2 separate regions of the Mus musculus genome follow, and region 2 is linked to region 1. Evidence: chromatin loops called from intact Hi-C (ENCODE). Cell type or tissue: gastrocnemius. All regions are shown on one strand. Each heading gives the region's core, and the rest is flanking DNA. Links, peaks and the distances in the headings are about the cores only.

Region 1 (6,056 bases), core at 455-5,454:
CTAACATACAGCACAGTGCTTTTCACCATCAGGCAGACCAGCTGGCGCTTTACAGGTTAAGAGTCCCTTGAGCCAATGTGACCATGACCTGTGGAGGTCACTGCATAGGCAGTGAGGTCACCTTCCTTTCAGAGTCTTTCAGTGTTTTCTTGACAAATTAATGTCTGTAGTTAAGAGCTGAGAAGCGTGCATGCCCAAGCTTTCTCTTTCCTGGGCATGCTATTTCTGATAGACAATAGGCATGTTATATCCTAGGGTTTTTACTAAAGCGAGTTAGGAGGATTTATCACTCATCGGGGCTCTTGTGATGTCCTCCCATGTTAAACTGTATCCCCTTCATTCTTATACAGCACAGGCAGTTAGGAAAACTATTTTCAAGTTCTTTGGTCTTCCTAGTCTCTTCTGGGACTGTCAATTTGTGGTTTACTCTGTTGATGAATCCATGTAGGGACCTGACTTGGCAATGTCAGGAATGAGAATTTGCAGAATGGCATTACTTCAGACATCGGCATCTACATTTTCAGTCCATTCTCCTGGGCTAAATGCTTAAAGGCTTAAAATGTCTGTCTATAACACTGTCCTGCATATTCCAGTTTTCCATCCCAGCAGAGTGGGGTTTTGCTACCGATACCCGTCAGCATCCTCCCTCTGATCGCCTTTGATTTGCTTAGTCAAAACAATGGAGCACTGACTTCCTTGATGCAGAACTCCAAAACCCATGAGGTCATCTGTGCGTCTTTTGGTGGTACTCAACACATTGAGTGTTCTGCTCTCTTGATTATTATTTGTCAGAGCTTTAAGTTGGGTCATTAACTGATGCAAAGCCACTGTAGCCTCACTCTGCTGTCACCGAAAACTGGAATCTGCAAATGTTTCGGAGACTGGGTCTCTTCTCTCGCAGTTAAACACCCATGATAGCAAACAAAATTGGCATTTGCTTTTGCATTTAGGGTGAACCAGGGTTAAATGGTGTTAAAGGATTGAAGGGTGAACCAGGTCAAAAGGGTGACAGAGGACCCCTTGGTCTTCCAGTAAGTAAAGAAAACTTTCCATTTCAGTGCCAATCTCAAGATTTTTTTTTCTTTCTATCCAAAGTACCAGCTTTGGTTTGCTCTGTAGCGGTCTTACAGTTGAGAGCCCTGTCAGTAGAACACATGGTGTGTCAGAGCAGAGCACAGCCCCGTTTTGTTTTCCCCAATGTCTCGACCTTGTGCCTGAGGGTGACCACATAACAAACAGCGCCAAAATGTTGCATCCCTATTCAATTACATACATGCCAACCTTGCTCTTGTGGGGCTGACAGACAAATTCTGCCATCATCTCTCTCTAAAAAGTGATGTTTATTGTTTCATAACTTCTCCCAAACATGGCCTAATAGAGGTTAAGACCCTCTCTCAATTGCTTTGATCTGCTTGGATTCTAACCGCTGTCGCCCCCTGTTGGTGGCAGGTATGCAATTGACCATCATTGAGGTCAGTGCTGTGGCTCCTTTGTGTTCTATATGTTTTATGTTGTTCGTTTGCAGATCCCCTACAGTGAGGCTCATGGGACAGTAGTGGGTAGTGACAGAAGTCGTCTGCATTCTAACAAAAACAGTGGGTTTTATCTAGCCATATGCCTTATGCCAATAGTCTTCCCAAAACAACTTTAAAGATTTTTTTTTAGATCGTTATTATGTAATGGCTTCATTTCAGGCTTTTGATATGTCATTTATTCAGTAAACGCAGACACAAGTTGGCAAGGAATACTGTAGGTTACATTTGCAAAATGTGACATAAAACAAATAACAGAAAATAGTTCTATATTTGAGATGTGAGATAAAATATGCTGGTTGATGGGAGGTATCCCATTTCTCCATGAGTACTGTGCCTCCATGATTCACACAATAGCCCATGATTTATCAGTTAGACACAGCAGGTCTCTTGGATACATTCCCTTGTTGAATGAATTATGTAACCTCTGCATTAGAATTTAAGTTAAACGGTGCCAATTGGATCCATGGATTAGAGACATAAAATCTCCAAGACACTTGTTAGCCACTAGTTCTGCATCCCAGTTGGGTAGAGAGCCTTATGATCAACATAAAATTTATCACTTTAACATTTACCTTTAAGTTTCAAAGTGGTGACCAAAGGGGGAAAAAAAAGTCAAAAAAAAAAAAAAAAAAACTAAACTTCCCCTACTGTCAAATTTAGGGCTGTTTTTTACAGATCATTTAGCCAAAAGTTATCATTAAACAAGCAGTAGCCATACCTGCTGTTTAGAATCATTGCTACCTAAAGCTATATTTTATTCATGTATAGCATTGATCATGACAGGATCATACTAAAGGAATTTTTAAGTAAAAATAAATAAATAAAATAAAATAAAAATACCCCAAGTCTATGTGTTGTCATCACTGGCAGCTGGAATTTTCTTCTTTCATTTGTTTTGTAATTAACTGCACCTGAAGCATGGAGCTGAACAAGCCCTCTCCAGCCTGGCCAAGAGAATTTAAAGTACTAACACGAGGTCTTCTCAAATGTTCCTTGGTCTAATCTGTACCTTTAAAGCAGTATTGGGAGTTTGCTACAGAAGAGCTTAACCAAGAAGAATGATAGTTAGTCTTGCAAAATAGAAAGCGACATTTTTTTTTAAAGTATCTCAGTTGGGTAGCCCTCAATTCAAAATAAAGAAAGGCATGCATTAATCTGAGGAGTTGGCTTTTAAGGCATTTCTCATGCAAACATCAATATAAAGATTATTTGAACTCAACCGAGAGGCAGACTGGGAGTTATTTTAACTTGAGCCCACATAGTCTTTCTTTCTTTCTTTTTTCCCCTTGTTCCTAGCAGGCCCTCTAGTGGCAGCTAATGTGAACTTTAGGTCCAACACATAATGTCCGTATGAACTGAAGCCATTCCACTATACTAAAGCACAGCATTTTTTGTTCATAAAATCGTCTTAACAACCATAGCCAGAGATCTAGAGCCCTATACTAGGAGATCGCCACTGCTTTCTTTTGAGAATCTAACGAAATATGAGTAATAGTCTTTAGAAAGGCATTTCATGTGGACGTATAGCCAGGAGCCCCCTTACTGTATATTGTCAGCAAGTACTTTGCAGCCCACTGAGAAAACCTCATTCACCAGCTTTTTAGATAAGAATTTCCTGGTAGAAATGTCACTAAAGGCCATCATCTGTGGGGCATGTATTGTCACGTGACTTTTTTTAAAAAACTAACTATTTGTAGCAATGTGATATTCATCCCAGAATCCTGTGAGTGTGTATTATGTTGTTTGAAGTGTTGCATTTGTTCATCGGTGCCTCATACTAATCTCTGTTCTTGTCATTCGTGTCACACCCACCAACCCTGACACCGTTCCCAGGGAGCATCTGGCTTAGACGGAAAGCCAGGATCCCGGGTGAGTCGGCCCCGCGTCCTGCTCCGACGTGCTCCGTGGATGTGAATCACGTGCTGGGAACGAAAGACCCCTTCGTTCCTTGTGGTCTTTCCAGATGCTGAGGCGTCACTTAGGGCCAGAATCAGAGGGGGGAGGTAGATGAGGATGGTGGAGAGGGAGACAGGAGGAGAGAGAAGGGGTCGCAACTCGAAAGTTTAGCCTGGGCTGCCAGAACATTTTCAGAAGCCCAAACTTGAGGGTAGATCATTTACTCAGTGAGAAAATGACCGCTCCAGTTGCCTTCTGTGTCTCAGCAACCTGAAACAATTCATAAAAGCCTTCCCAAAATCCCACGGGGTTCTGAAGTGGAGTTTATTTTAACTTGCTTTTCCTTTACATTTATGTCCATCTTCGAAATGTAATCTCTTCCGTAAAACTGACTTCCAAGTCTCTATTTGTGGAAATGAATCGTGTGCCTTCTGCCATTTTTATCACTCCTTTTTGGCAGTCCTGCCTCTTAAATTTTAGCCATGATCTCTCAGTATTTAGAAGCCTTGTAGAGGTGAACCTTGAGTTGAGACAGTAAGAGCATGATTAAGATAAAGAGAATTCCCTCACCTGAGAATGCACTTGAAACTCTGAATAGTTCCCTATCCTGTGATTCTAACAGACTCCACCAAACGGCTGGACTAGCAATGGGAACCCAGAGACAGGATGAAATGAAATAATCGTACATCTACAAATACGATTTTGCACTCTTTGCTTCTTTAAGCTCAGTCTTCCTGACATATATTTGAAGTCCTTACCTCATTTTTTAAGACTCTAAATCTGAAAATTTTTCAGTTCTAAGAATCATCAAGCAGGGTTTTTTTTTCCCCTCCAGACCCCAGAGTTCTTACATTCTTTCGTGTGTTATTTTATCTGCCACAGAAACCAATTATGCTTGCAAGCTGTAGGGAGAGCCTAGAAGAACAGTCCCCTCACCCTGTGAGCCCTGATGTCACAAGAGCTACAAAAAGTTGTCTTAAAAGTTAACACTAAGCCAGGCGTTGGTGGCGCATGCCTTTAATCCCAGCACCTGGGAGGCAGAGACAGGCGGATTTCTGAGTTTGAGTCCAGCCTGGTCTATAGAGTGAGTTCCAGGGAAGCCAGGGCTACACAGAGAAAGCCTGTCTCGAAAACAAACAAACAAACAAAAAAAAAAAAACAAAAAAAAAGTTAACACTATTCTTTTTCATATACATTTCATTCAAATGGCTAAAAATCAAAGTTTGTGAGCTTTGACCAGAGTTGTCAGTGACAATGGTGAGAGGACCTGGGAAAGATGATAGAAAGAAAGGACAGTTACACTTTCCATGTTAGGATTATGGAGACAAGGGGACAGAGAGATGGCCCAGCAGTTAAAGCAGCTAAGATCTTGCAGATCAGCCAGGTTTGGTTCTCAGAACCCTCGTGGTGGCACCCTAGCCGCTCCAAATTCACTTCCAGGGGATCTGGTGCCCTCTTCTGGTAGCCAGGCGTACTGCACACACATTATGTCCACGCATACATGCAAAGCTCTCAACACATACATACAAAATAAAAATAAATCCGGGGAGGTGAAAAAAAAAAAAAAGGATGAGGACAAAATGAAGATGCTTCATCCGAGAAGAATAACTATGAGACATAGCTTTTCTGTAGACTCTTCATTGAAACATGCAGTGAGATACTTTGCCTCTCTTGCATGGATTTCTCAAAAACAACTGGCATGAAAAACCATTAAGAATAGAGTGTTTTACAATCAGATGTGTTATCCTAAGACATCTGCATGCATCCTTCTCCCCAGCAAGGCAGAGCGAATCAGAATCCTTCTTCTTGCAACCCCAGTCTCTCACCTGGCTCATAGTATTTTATTCTTATCTTTGTTTTTTAGGGTGCAGATGGTCCTATAGGACCCCACGGCCCTGCAGGACCCAAAGGAGAAAGAGTAAGTCCCCCTTTGGGTTGTCACACTGAAGTTGAGAACTGGAGGAATGAAAGCATGTCTTCTCTGTATACGGTGACCTCAACCTGTTCATTTTCCCGGAGAGATGGGGGACTACCTAGTAGTAAATGAAAACATTGCCCATTTGAAGTACTATTTAGAGTCCTAAGACTAAGAAGAAAACTATGTGGAATCGGCCTGCCTTAATGCAAACAATGCATACATTTACATAGCTAAAGTAAATAGCCCCCATTATTCCTTCTTAACCCATAAGGAAGATATTTTCATTGGGCCCTCATCCAGGAAGTTGAAGTCAATGGGCTAAAACTTCCAGAACTACATATTCTAGTTGGTAATCTTAACACAAAGCTACTGTGTTCATTCTGAGTAAATTATAATGTTTTTCCAAAGGAAATTACAAAACCTACGTGGTCTTCTCCACACGGTTACCTATGTTCTCATTTTTCTTTCGAGGGTTAAAGAATGACCTGTTTTCCTCTAGCCATAAGGAAATGATTTGGTGCGTTATAAAGCAAAGCCCTTTCACCAACCTCACTATCCTAGACTAGGTTTCCATATCCCTAGGAGCAAAAAAATAAAAGATAGACATTCGGAGGAAGATGAATATCTGACACACAAAATATGCTGCAGCCCCGCAGCTACTCATGTGTCTGGAACTTCTTCCCCCTCTTGGTTTCTCACCCACTTTT
Region 2 (6,056 bases), core at 638-5,637, 81 kb before region 1:
TATTCTGAAAACTGTTTTATTAAAATAACACTAAATAGAACTACTTTAGAAGTCTTGAACTACTGGAACCCTGTATTTAGTAGTGCAAAGAAACATTGTGTTCACTAGAGAATAATGCATTTATGACATCCTTCATCCAAGCCATTATTCAGGCTAAAAGTATAAGTTTAAGATTAGACAGGCTGAGTCAGCAAGCTGGCTCAGCAGATAAAGGCATTTTGTACACAAGCCTAACAGCTTTAGTTCAACTCCCAGAAGCCATGTAGTGGGAGATACATGAATCCTGAAAGTTTTCCTCTCATTTCCACACATTTATCATAGAATACATGCATCCACATTCATACACACACATATACATATGCACACACACATACTACAAACAACAGTTTTTTTTTAAAAAAGATTAGCTAAGCTAATGAATGATTCTATAGTATTGCCTATTATTTTATAAATTTACATTTGTCCAGAAACAAGGGCTAATCAGATGCACATGTCTTAACTAGCTGGTAACAACATGCCTTAATTTCCAAATTGATTTTGAACAGGAAACTTTAAGTTATAAGTTTATATTTAATTACTGCATTGTTACAGATATATAACAGTATCATCAGTTTAAATATATTTAAGACATATGTAAGAAAAAATTTGTTTAGTGCAGTTAAACTGAGAGTATGTATGTGTGTGTATGTGTGTGCATGTATATGTATTTATGCACAAATGTTTATATATTTACTGAAAAGTATGTCTGCACCTTGTATTCAGCTTTCCTCCTGATTGCCTTCTGGTAAGGATGACAGTTGGCCCCCTACCATTTTTCCTGCAGTCAGATTTAAGAATTATATGTACATTTTTGGTAACTGAGCATATATCTTGGCAGTGGAATTGCAAATAATCTATAAGATGTGTAGTCATAATTCAAAATTAATGGTAAATCTTTTTCATAAAAAACTGCTTTTATGAGTTTACAAAAAATAATACTAGTTTCCTAAACTGAGAGGAAAAATATTCAATTTCTTTGATTATTTGGTTTTGCATTAAAATATGTTAGTCTAATTTTATGTGATTAGTTGTTCTAAGTCTGATCTAATATGGCCATGCAACAAAGACCAAATTAGAAATGCCATGGATGTTAGTCTCCACTTAAACATGATGGAAAATTCTCTTATTTTCTTTTTAAATACCTCCCTGAAATGAAATACCCAATTTTAGTGAACGATGTTTAGCAGAGTTACATTTACAATGAGAATGCAGCCTTTGTGAATTGAACATATACATCCTCTGTCTAAACACTGACTGAATGCACTCCTCAGCATAGAATTTCCTTTCCAGCCCCACTTGTCTGGAAGGGAAACACTCAGGAGACACTTGAGAGCCTGGGATCCTGGACGATGATAAACCCAAGGCTTGTCTTCATTCTCGGATCCCCTATCACAGCTTGTAACTTCTGTCCTTGGTTAGCATTGACATCCATTTCCCAAACAATTTACATACGTGAGGAAATGATTAAGCATGTTTATGTGTTAGCCGGAAAGACCTGGTGGAGAAGGGCAAGCTGATATAGATGCAGGGGTAATTGATTGGGAGCCATCCCCTGGGACAGAGGCAAGGATGGATTCCAGAGTCTACCTGATGAATTGGCCTTGCACGGAGGAGGGGCTCCTCTTCCTCTGAGGTCCGTGTGGCCTTGGGTTGATGAGAGATCTAATCTGGAGGGGTTTTATACCTGATGGTCTACTGTTCTTTGCAAAATCTAAACTGGAGAAATTTCAAACGGAGGGGGAAAGATGGGTAGAGAGAATGTCCACCACTGCAGATAGCAAGCCTATTAAAAACCCAGTCGGTGGTTCTGGCTGTACGTCATCCAGGAATAAAAGTTGGTATGACACAACCCACATCCAATAACCCGAGGCTGATTAGAGAGGAAATGAGGCTTCCTGTGCGGGCTGATCAGAACAGAGGTGGGGAGCAGGTTCTCTGGGTGTTTCTAAACACTGTGTCTATTTAATTCTTTTAAAATTCACGACCCTTCTCCCCCAATAGTCATGCTCATGTTTTATGTCATGTTACAGGGTATGAATGTCAGATGCTGACTAACGGAAATGTCCCACAATGAAAATAAGCCTTTAGGGTCATGTGGTGGACCAAAGAGCTCTTGTGTGAAGTTGTAGCATCTATAAATTCACTAAAGACACCCAAATCAAGTACATTTCTAAATGTATACTAAAATGAATGCCCCATATCTTTATTTAAAAATAGCATAAGGAGTCAGAAATAAGGTTGTAGCTCTGTGGTGTTTTTTCCCCCCCACTGTCGGAAAGCCATGCCTTCATCTAAATTAAGCCAACAGATCCTAGCACTGACTTTGTGGTTGAAGGACTGCTTAATTTCGTAACTGTCACATTTACATTTTCTAAGTAAATATCCCCCTTCATCTCACTAAATACTGTATTCTGCCCGCCTCTCAGATTGCACCCTGACAACTGCTGGTGACCTCCCTGTTCCCTCTTCAGGTGCGCACCAGGTGCTTGCCATTAGCCTTGGCCTCCCCGAGTTTGTAAACCAGATTTTGTGCGGGTCAGTTGACCACGTTTCCTAAGAGCAAAATATAGCACGCTTCTCTGCAGCGCCTTCCTTGCAAAACTGCTTCTCAGGGGTTTACAGATGGAGGCGCCCTGGAATGTGTCTGTTTTCTTGGGAACTGTATTGCATTCTAACTGCTTCTAGCAACAACATCCTCAGCCCTCCAAATGTGGCCGATTTAATAGACTGGTAGGTATATCATGAAGGAAACGCACTGGGACCCCAAGAATTTTCTTCCCAAAAGAAGAAATCAGATCCCTCTTGTATGTAACTAATGGTTTTCTAAAATTAATGTATTTTTATAAAAAAACATTTTGTATTTCCAACGGAGAAATTTTCTTCTCAGCATATTTTAGGGGACCTTACAGCATAGGACAGCTTGTTAGTTGATGAATAGAATTGCTGGTTAGTTGGTTATCTAAGCCTAAATGGAAGTATTATTATGTTAATTGAATTGTTCTTTCCTCTTTAGGGACCTCTGGGGCCTCCAGGACAAAAGGTAGGCTGTGCTTATCAGTGCTGAGAAAGTACTTAAACTCCTTTGTCTAAGGAAAGCAAGAGAACTGTGTGGAATTAGCAACCATAAGCCATGCTGAGAGAGTCGGTCTCCTTTGTACATTCTGCTTTCTAAAAAATGTCCTGCTATTATACATTAGAATATGCCTTCAATTTCCACTCTCTTTATTGGAGACTATTTGGTAAGCCCAGAAAGGCTTCTTGAGCTGAACTTGTAGGTTATGGAATATTTAATGCAAATATTGGTAACACATTCTGACAGCATTTACAACATAGAGGATCATGTGACACTGCAAATTGATTGCTGGCCTTGGTCAAATATGTAACTGCCAAGTGGCCACAGAGCTGACCCGAAGAGAGGATATGCTCCTTGCTTGCTTCGCTGCGCTGCTTGGCTCACTCAGTGTCCCCTTGGCTGAGGCAAACTGAAAAGTGACTTCCTGATTATAATTTCAGCCTTAGCCACAGTCAACAAATGGCATTCTAAAGGGGAGGATCTAGGGTTCTGAGACCCGACCAATGGTACTGCAGTAAATACGGCAATAGCCGATAGGTGGCGCTTTGCCATTGAACACCAGGAAGCCCCATGCACTAATATAATAACCTCCCACCCTGAACGGGGAGGGAGAGGATGTTCAACTTGCAGAAAGTTCTAGAAAACCATTGTGCGGTAACATGCGGGAAGGGGATTGCGCTTTGTCTTTGGACTCCATCAAAGATAGAGACTTTGATCCCCAAGTGCCAGGCATGTGGCATCTGGTGAAACACAATCCTTCGAACCAAGGCGGAGCCCCTGCACTGTGAGGCGTCTTGCATACCGGAACAGTTTGTCCCTTGCAATAATGTCTCTATTAAGCTCAGTGTGAAATTGTAAAGCTAGCCTGATCCACGTACAACCAGGATAAAATGCCGGCTCCAGACTTGAAGGCCTCCCTTAGTTCCCACACCGCAGGATCACGGGATGAATTAAGGAACTTGCCAGCTCAATTTGTTTGGCGTATACTTTTTTTCCAGTGAGCTATTTTTAGAGCAGTTTCATGATGATCATTGCTATTTAATAAGATCGTTGTCCCGTTATTATAATAGAAATTTAATATAGAACTAAGAAAAATCTGTTTTCTTATTCTATGTTAAGAATAAGCAAAAAAATAAAACATATGTATATGTATGTATATGTATATATGTATATGTGTATACACACACACACACACCTTGTCTAGAGCCTAAAAAGAGAAGTGGCAAGGAGTAAATGACATATTTATTAATGTTCCCTGTGTTTATTTAAGTGTCATGGATTGTACCAGGTAGTCACTGGCTTTCCTACTGTAAGTTGAGCCCTCTGTATGGAGCCATTCATCCCCAGGCAATGGGTATATGTGCTCATGTTTACGTATTCAGGGACCTTCATATTCAACATATAAGAGTCGCATTGTTCTGGGTCACTACACATTCGTGATGCTTTCGTGAGTCTCCGTTAGAAGCCATGTCAATACTTAAGTGACAAAAATACTTCCTGAAAGTCAAGAGGGGACATGATCCAAATATAATCAGTTTGAGTCTCTAGCATAAGGGCCTCCTGTAGTAGTATAAGCAGTTGCTTTTTAAATTACCTTCTGTTTGTGTTCTATAAACTTGGCAAGTTCAAGAGTTGCTGCGACTCCTCAGCTTTTTCCAGGTGGAACTAAATTATCTATGTCTTTAAAACAAAATTTGGAGCCATGTGGCCCCCTGAAAGTTATGGCTTTCAATTTATATGAGATTCTATAAATTGTGTTAGAGTTAAGTGAATATTTGGAAAGAATATTAAAGTTTGTCTCTACTTTCTAGGAAAGTATGAGGATCTGCCTAGGTTACTAAATACCAGAACACAGTGGATAACGTCTAGGGAACACAGCCTTAAAAACCTTTGCATGGAAGCTATAGTATGTCTTAGCCATGCAAAACTGTGTCTGACTAATAAATGTCACACAGATTTGGAGCTGAAATATTACACGATCATGATAGTAACTTAATCATGTGCATTTTTAGGGTTCCATTGGAGCACCTGGGACCCCAGGCATGGATGGGCAAAAGGTAAGTTCTGCTTACTGTAGCATTTATCACATAATTTGAAGACTACTAGAGCCACAGAACACTACTAGAGTCATAGGCAGATATGTTATTAATATTCTTATATGTAAATACAGGAAAGCCGAGGAGCAAATGTCCAAATGAGTTGACTTTAGGGAAGCGGTAATCCCAGACTAAAACATTTCCGCTGTAAGAGTTTTGGATGTGTTCGGTTTTGTTAAGTTACTGTAGCAGATGTAAGGGAGATACCCTACTTACCATTCAAACAGGACACACTAGTTCATTCTGGTCCTGGGTACTATATGCTATTTCTTTGATTAAGAAAAGTTATTTATATAAATATATAAGCATATATAAGTTTTCATATTAAAACCTTCTGAACAAGAACAAAGTTTTCACCATTAAGCAAACTTGGGAACAAAATGGACTTTCCTATACTCTTATTATTAACTTCTGCTGTGCTGTTTAATAATGAAGGGGATCAGAAATAAGGAAAAGTGTGTGTGTGTGTGTGTGTGTGTGTGTGTGTGTGTGTATTTGTGTATGTGTGTGTATGTGTGTATGTGTATGTGTGTGCCTATGTGTGTGCATACATACACATATCCTTCTGCATATACACGTCTCTTTGCATGTGTATATTTATTTCCATAACATTTTTATTATTTGGAGACATCATCTAACATTATCCCACAAGTAAGCCTGGTGTGTCTGTGCACTTGACATGCCTACCTACAAGCTCTCCAGTCTGGAACCTCTACAGAGATGAACAAAGCCACTCTGGGAGCTAACAAAACCCAGAGCTGGCCCAGCCCTCCCAGGGGACTGGAAGCTGAGCTTGGGACTTTCCTGTCTCTCTCTGAAATCTGGATCTAGCCCTTAGAAATCTCATG

What was found. Peaks named below come from ENCODE experiments on the same cell type or tissue, not always from the same donor. Only the 100,000 strongest peaks of a DNase experiment are listed, where the experiment ranks them.
Region 2: a loop joins it to region 1, with 3 times the contacts of the local background. A loop is called at or near these places in 3 of 42 quality-filtered maps.

Annotation. Positions count from the first base shown.
Region 1 is chr3:130,572,007-130,578,062 of GRCm38, forward strand. It overlaps Col25a1 (collagen, type XXV, alpha 1), which reads left to right. Exons shown (of 38, transcript NM_029838.4): 31 at 3,369-3,404; 32 at 5,296-5,349. Among named protein-coding and RNA genes, the nearest start is that of Etnppl, 43 kb to the right of the region's middle. In gastrocnemius, for the core only: CTCF peaks have their summits at 2,846 (motif pointing left) and 4,884 (motif pointing left); DNase peaks (open chromatin) are centred at 2,850 and 4,876; H3K4me3 peaks cover 226 bases.
Region 2 is chr3:130,491,274-130,497,329 of GRCm38, forward strand. It overlaps Col25a1 (collagen, type XXV, alpha 1), which reads left to right. Exons shown (of 38, transcript NM_029838.4): 11 at 3,053-3,079; 12 at 5,125-5,169. Among named protein-coding and RNA genes, the nearest start is that of Etnppl, 120 kb to the right of the region's middle. In gastrocnemius, for the core only: a CTCF peak has its summit at 3,657; a DNase peak (open chromatin) is centred at 3,640; H3K4me3 peaks cover 901 bases; H3K27ac peaks cover 870 bases.